2 separate regions of the Mus musculus genome follow, and region 1 is linked to region 2. Evidence: chromatin contacts called from ENCODE Hi-C data. All regions are on one chromosome and are shown on one strand. The core of a region is the stretch at or near the end of the contact, and the rest is flanking DNA. Distances in the headings are between cores, read along the strand shown. Region 1 holds the start of Hoxa10 (homeobox A10). Region 2 holds the start of D030074P21Rik (a long non-coding RNA gene).

Region 1 (6,056 bases), core at 1,607-4,106, 3.0 Mb before region 2:
GAACAACGTAACTGCTCCCAAAAAGGTTGGTGAACATTCAATTACCAATGCCATGGTCTGTGAGGCTGGTAGCAAGTGATCCAGTTTCCTCCTTCTTTAGTAGAGGCAGCCGTTGTAGTGTAATGCAGTACTGGAGCCGAGCCTTTAAACCTTGCCCAGCAAGTGCGGGCTTCTGAATCCCATACAACCTAGAAACCCATTTGGCTATCCTACAAGGCCTTGGCTAGGACTAACCTAAGTAGCTTGCAGTTGGGCACCTGGCTTGTCTTACCAGACAAATAGGCAGGGGCCCGCTGAGTCCAAGGAGAGCCCTCTAGAGAATTTGAGGGAACGGCTTGCGGTGGGTGATATGAACTCTTGGAAAATGATGGGTCAAATCATGGGAATGCACAGATGTAGGGGGTTTTGTTTTGTTTTGTTTTGTTTTACAAGATAAGTCAGAACTACCCTTGGACTACTCAGAAGGTTCCCTGTAACCCTGGAAGGTTAAGAAAGATGCTGTCTCTATCACTGTCTTTTACCTTATCCTTGTAGCCTCTGTTATCTCCAACACACTCTTCAATGGCCACTGGTTCTTTAAAAACCTCAGCCAGGGAAACTCCTTTTTGTGTGAGATCCAGACAGGGACGGCTCAGGAGCCTGGCTCACAGGCCTGCTGACCTACTAGAGCTCCTTTTCCTCAAGGAATAGTCAGCGCTCTTGGGACCCACTTTCCCACATAACAGCTTTCCAGAGAGGTATCAGAAGTGCTGGAGAGTCAAGTGCCTTTTCAAGCAGTCCCAGATTCAGGACATTTCCAGGTGGCACTGTTGAACACAGGAGTTCCACCTATCTAGTGAACAGAGCAAGGACCACGCACATCTGGAAGCTTAAGGTAGGGTAACAAGGCCTATCTGTGTGAAAATTTGCCTTGGCCTTGGGTACAGAAGCAAATCAGATAGTTAATGGTGTCTCACATAGACCCAGCTTTTATTTTCCAGAGAGGCTGTCTGCAGAGAGCTGCTGCTCATCTGAATTTCTTTCTCTCTTTCCTTTCCTCCCTTGTCTCCTTGCCTCCTTCTTCCCCTTCTGTCCCTCTTTCTTTCTTTATCCCTTTCTTTTACATTTAGATGCTCAGATACCCAGGCCTCCCACCCATCACCTCTCGAGAGACAGAGGTAGAACTGGCAGAGATTCCTCTTGAGTATTAGCAGAGGCATAGCCTCCTGGGTGTGGGCTTGCCAAGCAGCTGCAACCAACTGCAGTGTCTTGCATCTCAGAAGCCAGAGCCTAGCCTCTACCTGGTCAGCTTCCCTGTGTCCTCTCCCTCTCAGAGTGCTATCAGGGTTGTTTTTGTCCTGGATTCCTTTTGGGAGGAACCAGAATATAGCCAACTAAAAGCAAGACTCTCTCCCTGCCATTTGCAGAGGTCTGAACAATGTGGTTCAAGGGTCCTGGGCAGTCAGTAGCTCTCTAGTTCCAACTGGAGCTGGCAGGACTGGGGCATCCTGGAGACCCTGTAACCCACAGGTCAGAAGTAAAGCATCCACTATGCAAGCTCCATGGATCCTGCCGAAAAAGGTCACCTTTCCTAAGTTTGATATAAGGTCCACATTTGGGGGCTAGCATGCCGTAGGCTGACCATTTTCAATTGCCCAAAGGTAGCACCCTGGGCTCTAGAGTCTCTTATAATAGGGCCCAAACCCAGCTCAGCCTCCTAGGGAATGGACTTCCTCATCACCACCTTGTTAAAATGTGCACAGTATACGACAAAAATGGCTGGGAAAAGGACTGCCCTCGCCATGTCTTTGGGGGTAGAGTGGGGTACAGACAGGTTTGGTCAGAACCTCCTGGAGCCAAGGAATGTTTAGGCTCAAAGGAGAGCGAGAGAGAAAGCAGTGTGGCGGAGGTATTTGCTAGACACATTCTCCCAAGGTTTTCCTTCCAGTTCTGCCAGCACAGAAAGGCCAGAGACCCAAAGCCAGCATTCTAGTCCTCTAAAGGTAGAGGATGGGGAGTATGCGTTTGCCTCTGAACTGTGGTTTGGGAGGTCGGGAGTGGTGGTGGTGGTGGTGGTGGGCTCTTGCCAGTCTATTGATTTTTCACCTCACTAAGGCAGCTGTGCAAGGTTGGATGACAGGAGTAGAGAGCATGAACCGATTGATCACAGTGAAGGAGAAAAACCTTCACTGACCAGAGGATGGTGTAAGACAGTGAGGACAGAGGATCCAGGCATTGATCATCGGCCGATGGATTTCGGACAATATTCATTCTTTGTGAGATGTTTGAGGCCGTACTGGTTTACTGTAGGTTCTGGACCGTCCAAAGATCTTGACAGCCTTAGTATGACTTTTTTACCAGCCACTTTGGGAAGCCAAACTTAAGAATTGAGGCCAGCTCCAGGCCCAGAAATGTATAGGATAGCTAGCCTGCTACAGGGCCCGTTTAAATGATCAAGGCGACGGGGACTCATGGCCACTCCATAGCAGACATGGGAGCACCCAAGGTTGGCTGGGGTGCACATCATAAACACTCCACTTGTTAACAGCGCAGAGCCCAAGGGTGCTTCCAAATAGTCCCTTGCATGGGGGGGGGGGGGGTACAGGTTCAAGAGCCAGGTCCCCCAACCTCCACTTTGAGGCAGCCCCCACAGTTCCGGCCTTTGAGCCATAGGTGTCAGGCGTGCGTCTTCTGGCCCATCAATACAGATTACATATTTATATCAATCGCGGGCTCCGAGGGCGCCCTCAGAGAGCGGCCCCGCGCCTACGAAACCAAACTGGGAGTGGTCGCGTGGAAACTCTGGCTCGGGATTGGCTGCAAGCGCCCGCCGCGGTGCGGGGGGGATTGCTAATCGTATTCAGCATGTTTTGCACAAGAAATGTCAGCCAGAAAGGGCTATCTGCTCCCTTCGCCAAATTATCCCACAACAATGTCATGCTCGGAGAGCCCTGCCGCGAACTCCTTTTTGGTCGACTCGCTCATCAGCTCAGGCAGAGGCGAGGCTGGTGTTGGTGGCGGTAGCGCGGGGGGCGGTGGAGGTGGCTACTACGCCCACGGTGGGGTCTACCTGCCGCCTGCCAGCGACCTGCCCTACGGGCTGCAAAGCTGCGGGCTCTTCCCCGCGCTGGGCAGCAAGCGTAATGAAGCGCCGTCGCCCGGAGGCGGTGGCGGTGGTGGCAGCGGGGGCCTGGGTCCTGGGACGCATGGCTACGCGCCCGCGCCCCTAGACCTGTGGCTGGACGCGCCCCGCTCCTGCCGGATGGAGCCGCCCGACGGGCCGCCGCCACCGCAGCCACAACCCCAGCAGCAGCAGCAGCAGCCGCCGCCGCCCCCGCCGCAGCCACCTCAACCCCAGCCACAGGCCACTTCGTGTTCTTTTGCGCAGAACATCAAAGAAGAGAGCTCCTACTGCCTCTACGATGCTGCGGACAAATGCCCCAAGGGCTCGGCCGCCGCTGATCTGGCCCCTTTCCCGCGGGGCCCGCCGCCCGACGGCTGCGCCCTGGGCGCCTCCAGCGGAGTGCCAGTACCCGGCTACTTCCGCCTGTCGCAGGCCTACGGCACGGCCAAGGGCTTCGGCAGTGGCGGCGGCGGCACGCAGCAGCTCGCTAGTCCCTTTCCTGCGCAGCCCCCGGGGCGCGGTTTCGACCCGCCGCCCGCACTGGCCTCTGGCTCGACCGAGGCAGCCGGGAAGGAGCGAGTCCTAGACTCCACGCCACCACCCACTCTGGTTTGCACCGGTGGCGGCGGCTCGCAGGGCGACGAGGAGGCACACGCGTCATCCTCGGCGGCTGAGGAGCTGTCTCCAGCCCCTTCAGAAAACAGTAAAGCTTCGCCGGAGAAGGACTCCCTGGGTAAGCAGAGCTCAACCGAGGGCTCAAGTCAGACGGGCAGACAGACAGACAGACAGACCCACAAGGAAGGAGCAGAGGACCAGAAGCCCGCGCGGCAGCCGTAGGCCTTGGCCCAAACTGACGGCAGGCTGACCTTCTGAACTTGTTTTTAATATTTGGGCGTGGGGATGCTGTAAAAATCCACGTCCGGCTTAGGGCCCCACACCAAGACGTCCTCAGCTCTGGCCCCTGCTCACCCAGACTTGGGGGATGAGAACACCAGCGAGCAGCCCTCCTCCCGTGCTTGCACTTTCTCGTGGCCCTGAGTACCCCCAAGCCCTGGTCCTTAGCCCAGCCTGCTCAGCGCGGCCCACGCGGGGGGGAGGGGCAGGGAGGAAAAGTGGCTCGCTTGCAGATAGCACGGATGTTTGTAAGGCATCCAAAATAAGCAGCCGCCAGAGCCAATAAATAAGCCCATTAACCGGCGAAGTTCGAGTTTACGATCCCCCATGCGTTTTTCAAAGTTTCTGGAGGGGCGGGAGTCCTGGTTGTAAGAAAAAAGAAAAGACAAATTCGGCCGGAACGCTTGGGCCCAGAGCTGAAAACCTAGGAATGGCCATTCCCCTTCTCCTGGAATCTGGTGCTGCCCAGCTTCACACTCCGGTTACTTGGAGGGACAGGAGCCAAACCCAAGCCCTTGACCCCAGAATCGGGTTTTTGGAACTTCCCCATTGGCCCAACTATGCCCTTCTCCTCTAGCCTGGGGCGATCTAGGAGGCTAGGGTAAGCCAGTGGAGCTGCCAGCCTCTCGTCCAAAGAAGCATTCCCTTACCCCAGCTTGGGGGCCGGCAGGAAATGCTTCCCTGCCCCTGGGTGAGAGGCAGAGAAAGGCGTTAAGTTCAAGATGTACGGCCTCGCCTCCTCCGGCCTTTCATTCTCTCAGCGCCCCGCGGCGTGGTGCTAAAACAGGTGCCTGGAAAAAAGTAGAGGAAAATGTAAATTGGGAGGACCGGGTGTGGATTTGAGGCCGATTTTGTCATGCCTTTTTGGAGGGATTTCTTGCAAAAGGAGGGAGGGCATAACCCTCTCTCTATGACTTCGGGCATCCCACTAAATGGGAAAGACCCGGAATTCACCCCCCTCATACAGCCCGAGTGGCCTCGACTTAACCTTCCCCTCTGTATTCTCTTAAACTCCAGGCAGTTCCAAAGGCGAAAATGCAGCCAACTGGCTCACAGCAAAGAGCGGCCGGAAGAAACGCTGCCCTTACACGAAGCACCAGACGCTGGAGCTGGAGAAGGAGTTTCTATTCAACATGTACCTTACTCGAGAGCGGCGCCTAGAGATCAGCCGTAGCGTCCACCTCACGGACAGACAAGTGAAAATCTGGTTTCAGAATCGCAGGATGAAACTGAAGAAAATGAACCGAGAAAACCGAATCCGGGAGCTCACAGCCAACTTTAATTTTTCCTGATGAAACTTCCAGACAACGTCTTTTCGCTTCCTGAGCGCCTGGACCCATCCTCTGCCTCCAGCCTCTGCCCCAGAACTCACACCTGTGCCGGAGCCCCTTTCTCCCTCCCACACTCGCCATCTCCCAGGCCGTTTCGTCTGTGCAGGGCTGGTTTGTTCTGGCTTTTTTTGTTTGTTTGTTTCTTTGTCTGTTTGCTTGGTGTTTGTTTGCTTGTTTTCTGGGGGAAAAAGCCATATCGCTAAAATTCTATAGAGGTTGAGATCTTTCTCAGTGTCAAGTCCTGAATGGGCTGGGTTTGCTGCCTCTGGGACCCACTGCTAGGAAAGGGCCCCAGTACTCCTCCACGGATCTGGTTTCCTGCCCAGCCCTGGGTAAACTTAGCCGGAAGCCTTAGGTCCCATTGTCGGCGCTGAGGTGTCTGGCCTGAGGTCAATGGTGCAAGGAGCCGCCACCGGGTTCGCCAGCCTGGAGTGCTGGGCTGTGTTTAATCAGGGAGTCCAGGCCTGGTTTCTCTTTTCTTTCTTCTTTTCTTCCTTGGCCAAGAGCAGAGTATGGAAGCATGGACATTCAGGTTAGCTAAAGGGCTTGACCTGGCTGGTTGAAAAAGTGAAAAAGAAATAATCAGTAAGATTAATTTTTCCTTCTTTTGTAAGATCTCCCAGCTTTAAATGAAAATTAAAATGGGCAAGAGAAGGAAACCTCTCTTCCCGTTTGCCTAAGGTCTTGCTTGCCTGGCTAAAATCCTTCATTCACCTTTGAGTTTCCAT
Region 2 (5,623 bases), core at 150-2,649:
TTTTAATACCCAGAAGAGGAAAAAGGACCCTGGGATCTGGTTTTCGCCCGCCGCTCCCGTGCTTGGGTCACTGTGTGGGTTTGAAAGCCAAGAGGAGAGGAACAAAATCCACCGGCTCCATCCTCCGCCGTGGGTGCTTTTTTTAATTTAGCATTTTCCTCGGGTTTTAAAACGACCCCTTTTCACAATGAACAAATTGTACATCGGGAACCTCAGCGACCACGCCGGCCCCGCGGACCTGGAAAGTGTCTTCAAGGACGCTAAGATCCCGGTGGCGGGCCCCTTCCTGGTGAAGACGGGCTACGCGTTCGTGGACTGCCCGGACGAGGGCTGGGCCCTCAAGGCCATCGAGGCGCTTTCAGGTGGGGCCCGCGCGCGTGGTCGGGGCCTCCCCGTCTCCGCAGCTGCCATCCGGGACCCCGCTTGCGGGGCGGGTGGGGGTGGGGAGGGGGACGCGCTGTCAGTCGCGGGGCGCGGCGCGGCGCGTGCTGCAGGCCGGGCCAGGCGGGCCTTGGGGCCCAGCGTGGACGCCCGCCGGGCCCTCTGTCTGGTCGCTGTCCCCCAGCCGTAGAGAACAGAAAGTGGCCTGAGCCTACGCCCGGGGGGAGGCCGCGTCCAGGCGGTCCCGCTCCACGCCGCCGCGTCCACCTCGCGGGGTCGTTAGAGCGAAAGGGGCAGGTGGGCGGCGGCGGCCGGCTGTTGCCAGAACGGCAGCCCTGCCACGCGCGGCGCCGCAGTCCCGGCCCGTGCGCGCAGCCGCGGCCCGGGTGTCTGAGTGCGCTCTGCCTGGATGCCCGAGGGGAGAGCAGCTGTCCGTGCCTTTCGGTTTCCACCGTCCCCAGCTGGACTCGAGGCCGGCGCCTTGATGGGTCAGCGCGCGTGGACCAGCACCCCGGCCGCCCAATCTCCTCCTGGCACCCTGGCTCTTTAATCCCATCGCCCAGTGCTCCAGGCCAACCTGGATGTGGACCAGAAAGAAGGCCGCGCGCCCCCATGGCAGGCTGTTTGTTGGGGGTGTGTCTCTTGCAGACCTTGGGGTGCGGGGTGGCCCTTGGAGGGGGTCAGGAGGCGAAAATTGCAACCCAAGTGGTGAGCCTGACTCTTGCTCTCCCTCCCCAGCTTTCTGCAAGTTAAAAAGCCACACCCACCCGAAGGGTCAGCTCTGCACCCTCTCCTTGCCCTGCTCCTCCCTTGTCCTTGAGTCGGGTGGGAATCTTGGGGCCCTGCTGAGGTCACTGAAGCAGGGTGTGTTTTCTCTTAAAGACTGTAGATTTCAAGGTGGGGAAAGCTGCTGAATTTAGCCCGTCGTCTTGCCTCTTGTGTGTTCACAGGTAAAATGGAACTACATGGGAAACCGATGGAAGTTGAGCACTCGGTCCCTAAACGGCAGAGGTGAGCGGATTTACCCTTTTCTGGCCGCTTTTTAGGGAGGAAGCACAGAACACAGATGCAAACTCGGACCCTTTGGCTTACACGCTGGGGCCACGGTTCAGCTAGCTCTTTTTCTGCTTGCCTTTAAGTTTATGGCAGGTGTGTGTGCGCGCGCGTTGATAATTCTGGGACGTAAATGGGGGCTTGCCTGCGGCCCCTGCTTCTGGGTTATTGTTGCTGTTTTAAAAGCCTGTCAAGGAAGCTCTCACAGCTACATGTTCTTGGCAGAGCAGGTTTAGGTCTCAACTGGCAGCCCGAGTTTCAAAAGCCAATAGTCTTTGGGAACCTACGGGATTTAGAAGACAGGTCCAGGACAGATGTGGAGAAGCTGGTCCGCCGTGGTGGGCGCTTCTAATACAGGAGGAGGAACACAGTTGCTTTTGCCCTGGTTCACTGGCCAGCCAGCGGCCATTGGAACACAGTGAATGCTGGGGTCCTGGGGCCTTTCAAACACTCCAAAGTTGTTTTTTTTTTTTTGTTGTTGTTGTTTTTTTTTTTCCTAACAGTGCCTTTGTTCCAGCTCCTCCTGTCCCTTGGTGTATTTTGCTTACAAATAATCACCAAGAGACGGTGAAGGCTGGGGGAATCTGCAACTTCACTGAGATTTCTCTTCTATGAGAGCATCTGTAGCTGTCACTTTACAAAATATTTGCAGGCTATTTTAGCTACTGAAGCTTTTTGGAGAAGCGCCCCCCTTCCCCTCCCTCCCTGCCCTCCCCCCCCCCCCCCCCCCCCCCGACTCTGTAACTCTTAACTGGAAAGACTGAGGTTAGCCTGCTGGGTTTTGCAAGGTGGGGTTAGGGTTTCTGGCTGGCTTTTCAGTCTTCCCCCATTCCTAACCTGGAGCAAACAATAAGCCTGAAGTTAATTCAAACCAGGGCTGTGTGTATCTGGTTAAGTGTTTCTGAGAGTGTGCTCTGGGGGACAGAGGGATTTGCCCTGCAGAGACAGAGGGCAAGAATGCTGTGTGACTGTTTTGAATGAAGCTCTCTTCCACATGAATCACTTCACACTCCTCGTTTTAGAAATAAACTAGTGTGGATACTTGTAGGTTCCTTTTTAAGTCCTTGTTTAATTTCGCCTAAGATAATTGGAAAGATATTTGTGTAACCAGATTTAGGTCTATTTTGATAAGGGTCAAGTTATTTCATATAGTAGAATGTAGTCTTTTATTATTTTTGTTTACTCTTCTAAAGTAGATGTGGATAAAAAGTATCAAACTGATCTTGGTTTCATAGGAATTTAAACAATTGAGGCACAACTCATTTGCCCTTAAGAAGTTTAGAGACCTAGCCTGTGAATCAGCCATTTTGGAAAAACGAACCTTATTGCACACATGCTAGTTGGTTTCATGTTTATCCAGTGTGTCTTAGTGCTTGTCCCTCCGGCCCCCTTCCCGTCACTCCCCTCTCCCCCCCAATCTTTCAAGGGGTTGGTTTATGCAGGCGAGCACTCTACCACTTGAGGCACACCCTTAGCTCTTGGTTTTTAAATCCACTGTAGAATTAAAAGTAAGCAATACAACAAAACGAAGAGCTGGTGTTGTACCCTATTAGTAGAATGATTGCCTAGCATGCCAGAGGCCTTCCACTCCAGAATCCTTGGGCAGGGCAAATGATTATAATTAACAAAGGGACTGTTGTGAATTTAAAACATTAAATGTCTTTTTAAATTTAAAAACATTAAGTGAGTTTTTCAGCTCCAGCTAATGGGTTGACCTCAGTTTGCTGTATCCTCTGTTTTTTATTTTTGAAGTTAATGTCTTCCCATGTGTGGAGAATTAATTTAGGAACTTGGGTAACAACTGCTAGTCTTCCTCCTAAAGCTTTGCTTATGCTGGAAACAGTTACTTGTTACTGTTTGAATTGCAGGGTTCCTCTTTTGGAAGACTAGGAGATAGTAACAAGTGGGGGCAAATGTTTACTGGACGCTTGCTTCTTCAGTTTATTAATAACAACAGAAGCTTTTCCTGCCCTGGCCCCCCACCCCACTACCAGAATGCGTAGGGTTTTAAATGTGGTCTTACTAGCCAGTGACGTAGGCCTTACAGGTAGAGTGAAGTGAGCTGACGGAGTACCTTTCTGTTTTTCTGACTTGGGAGCAGTTGAGTGCTAGAAATCCTTTACTGAAGTGTTTTGCATAAAGACTTCTGTGTCTCTCTGGAAACTTTAGTGTTCATCTCCATTATAGTTTAGTTTTCACTGACCCTTGAAGCTGTGCAGTTCTTCTTATCTGGACCCTTCCATCATTTCACAGGCTCTGGAAGAGCCAGGAAGTGACCTGGCCCCTATGTGCGCACTCACCCACCTATGGCAAGGTGTGGATTATTTTGTTAGTGATTGATCATGTGGATTGCTTTGATAGTGACTTGATTGCACAGCACAGTCAGATCGATTGGTCGTCAGGGTAGCCTGCTGAACTTTGGGATGGAGTTTGTTATGCTTTGCAGTCATTTTCCACCACTATGTGGGCATCTGAGGCAGGCACGCCTACTTGCAGGGCAGTGACCTTTATACCTGTTTGCAAGGCATGTCGGGAGGAGCCGAGTGCTGGGGAATGTTTCTGGCCGCACTGAGAGGGATGGACAGGGGAGCAGGCACAGAGGTGATTGGATGCTTGCAGGCTGGCTGCAAGCTGAGCTGGGCGGGACCCGTGCAGGAAGGGGGTATTGTTGAGTTTGGTTCAAACCAAGCTTAGTTCCCCATTACTGAAGTCTCAAGGGAATGTGGAAGGAATGTGGCTTTTCTGCATTCAGACGCCCCTCTGTTGTAGATTACAGCGGAGTGCACAGGGCCCGAGGATCCCTGTTTGCAGAAAAGAAGCATGCTTTGGACTTTGAGATGGTGTTACACCCTCAGTTCCAAAATCAAGAAAAGATACAGCATGGGAAGGCTTGATAGCTTCCAGAGGCAGGCCTGATTTTTTTTTTTTTTTTTTTTTTAACTCTCGGATTTGAGGTGAGTGAGGAAGAAGTTTTGCCTAGGAAGGATTGTAGCAGTCCTAGGAAGGATTGTTTGGGAGGGCCTGTGGTGTCTGTAGGGCTTCTGGACTCTGCTGTTTGCTTATGTACAAGGTACCGCTGCCCTGTTTTCGTTATGCTGTGGGCTGTTGGGCACAAGAGAAGAAATGTAAAGTTGCTGACACTGCACAACTGAGACATGGTGGTTTTAGCTAAATTTCCATGACTTTCAGATTCATGATCCCTTTTTTCCTATTTTCAGTTTTTCACAGCCTACTCATATTTAATCAGAGTTGTGATTTATTTAGCTATTAACCTTGGTTATAAATATTTGAGTAAAGGAGAAAAAAAATCATAAGATGTTATAGTTAATATGAACCAAGAAAGATCCTTAGTTTGTGGTTCTAACACTCAAGTACTTCATATTCTTAACAAGAAGATAAAGAGAACAACCTACTTTGATACTGGAATCTTGTGCTTGCAGTGTCAGTTGAGTAGAAGTTGCTGGGACGTTAATTTCATCTCACTGTAAGTGGCTATTTAAAAACCTAGTGTGCTGCCTCAGTGGCTGTTAAGTGTAGAATAGAAGGATGCCCTGTGCCCATTAGCCCAGGACGTTGTAACTGCTGGCTGTGGGGCCAGCTTCAGAGTCAGGATAGCAAACACTGTTTTCAGCATTGAACATTTAAACACAAGCTATTCCTTAGTGGTCTGGGACAGATAGTCTCACTTTTGAATCGTGGCTTAACGTTAGGGAACTTGGCTGGGGAGGAATTTCAAGCAGAGTTATCTTTTCAGTGCACAACATAAACTTGGCACTGTGTGACTAAGTGCTTGTGGCTGGAGGGATTTTTTGATTTTTTTTTCCCCCAATTTCCTACTTGTTCAATATAGTTAGAATTTGTGAGATTTCTTATTTTGGCCTTAAAAGGATCTTTTAGGAAGCAAATGGATGTTGCTAAGTAGCTTCTTCTATGTTTTTTTCACAGTTGCCCTGAGAAAGATGTTACTGAAATATCACATGCATCCGGAGCCAATGGGAGTAGGGAGCCTGTCCTCTGAGCCAATGGGAATAGGGAGCCTGTCCTCTGAGCCAATGGGAATAGGGAGCCCGTCCTCTGAGCCAATAGGAATAGGGAGCCCATCCTCAGAGCCAATAGGAATAGGGAGCCTGTCCTCAGCTCTTGGCCCTGGTTTTTTACCTTTGTGGCTGCTGAGACTCTTGTTCAGGAC

What was found. A loop is a pair of places that touch in the nucleus more often than their neighbours do.
Region 1: a loop to region 2 is called in a map of heart, with 7 times the contacts of the local background. The contact joins the promoter of Hoxa10 here to the promoter of D030074P21Rik in region 2. A Hi-C loop is called at or near these places in 7 of 37 maps with a recorded cell type or tissue (adrenal gland, heart and left cerebral cortex).

Annotation. Positions count from the first base shown.
Region 1 is chr6:52,231,739-52,237,794 of GRCm38, reverse strand. It overlaps Hoxa10 (homeobox A10), which reads left to right and starts at 2,856. Exons shown (of 2, transcript NM_008263.3): 1 at 2,856-3,836; 2 at 5,015-6,056. The coding sequence starts at 2,861. The coding sequence ends at 5,289. It overlaps Gm52902 (a long non-coding RNA gene), which reads right to left. Exons shown (of 2, transcript XR_003956434.1): 2 at 5,144-5,883.
Region 2 is chr6:49,209,036-49,214,658 of GRCm38, reverse strand. It overlaps D030074P21Rik (a long non-coding RNA gene), which reads left to right and starts at 1,399. Exons shown (of 2, transcript XR_869057.2): 1 at 1,399-5,623. Igf2bp3 (insulin-like growth factor 2 mRNA binding protein 3) reads left to right here. Exons shown (of 15, transcript NM_023670.3): 1 at 1-362; 2 at 1,332-1,392. The coding sequence starts at 188.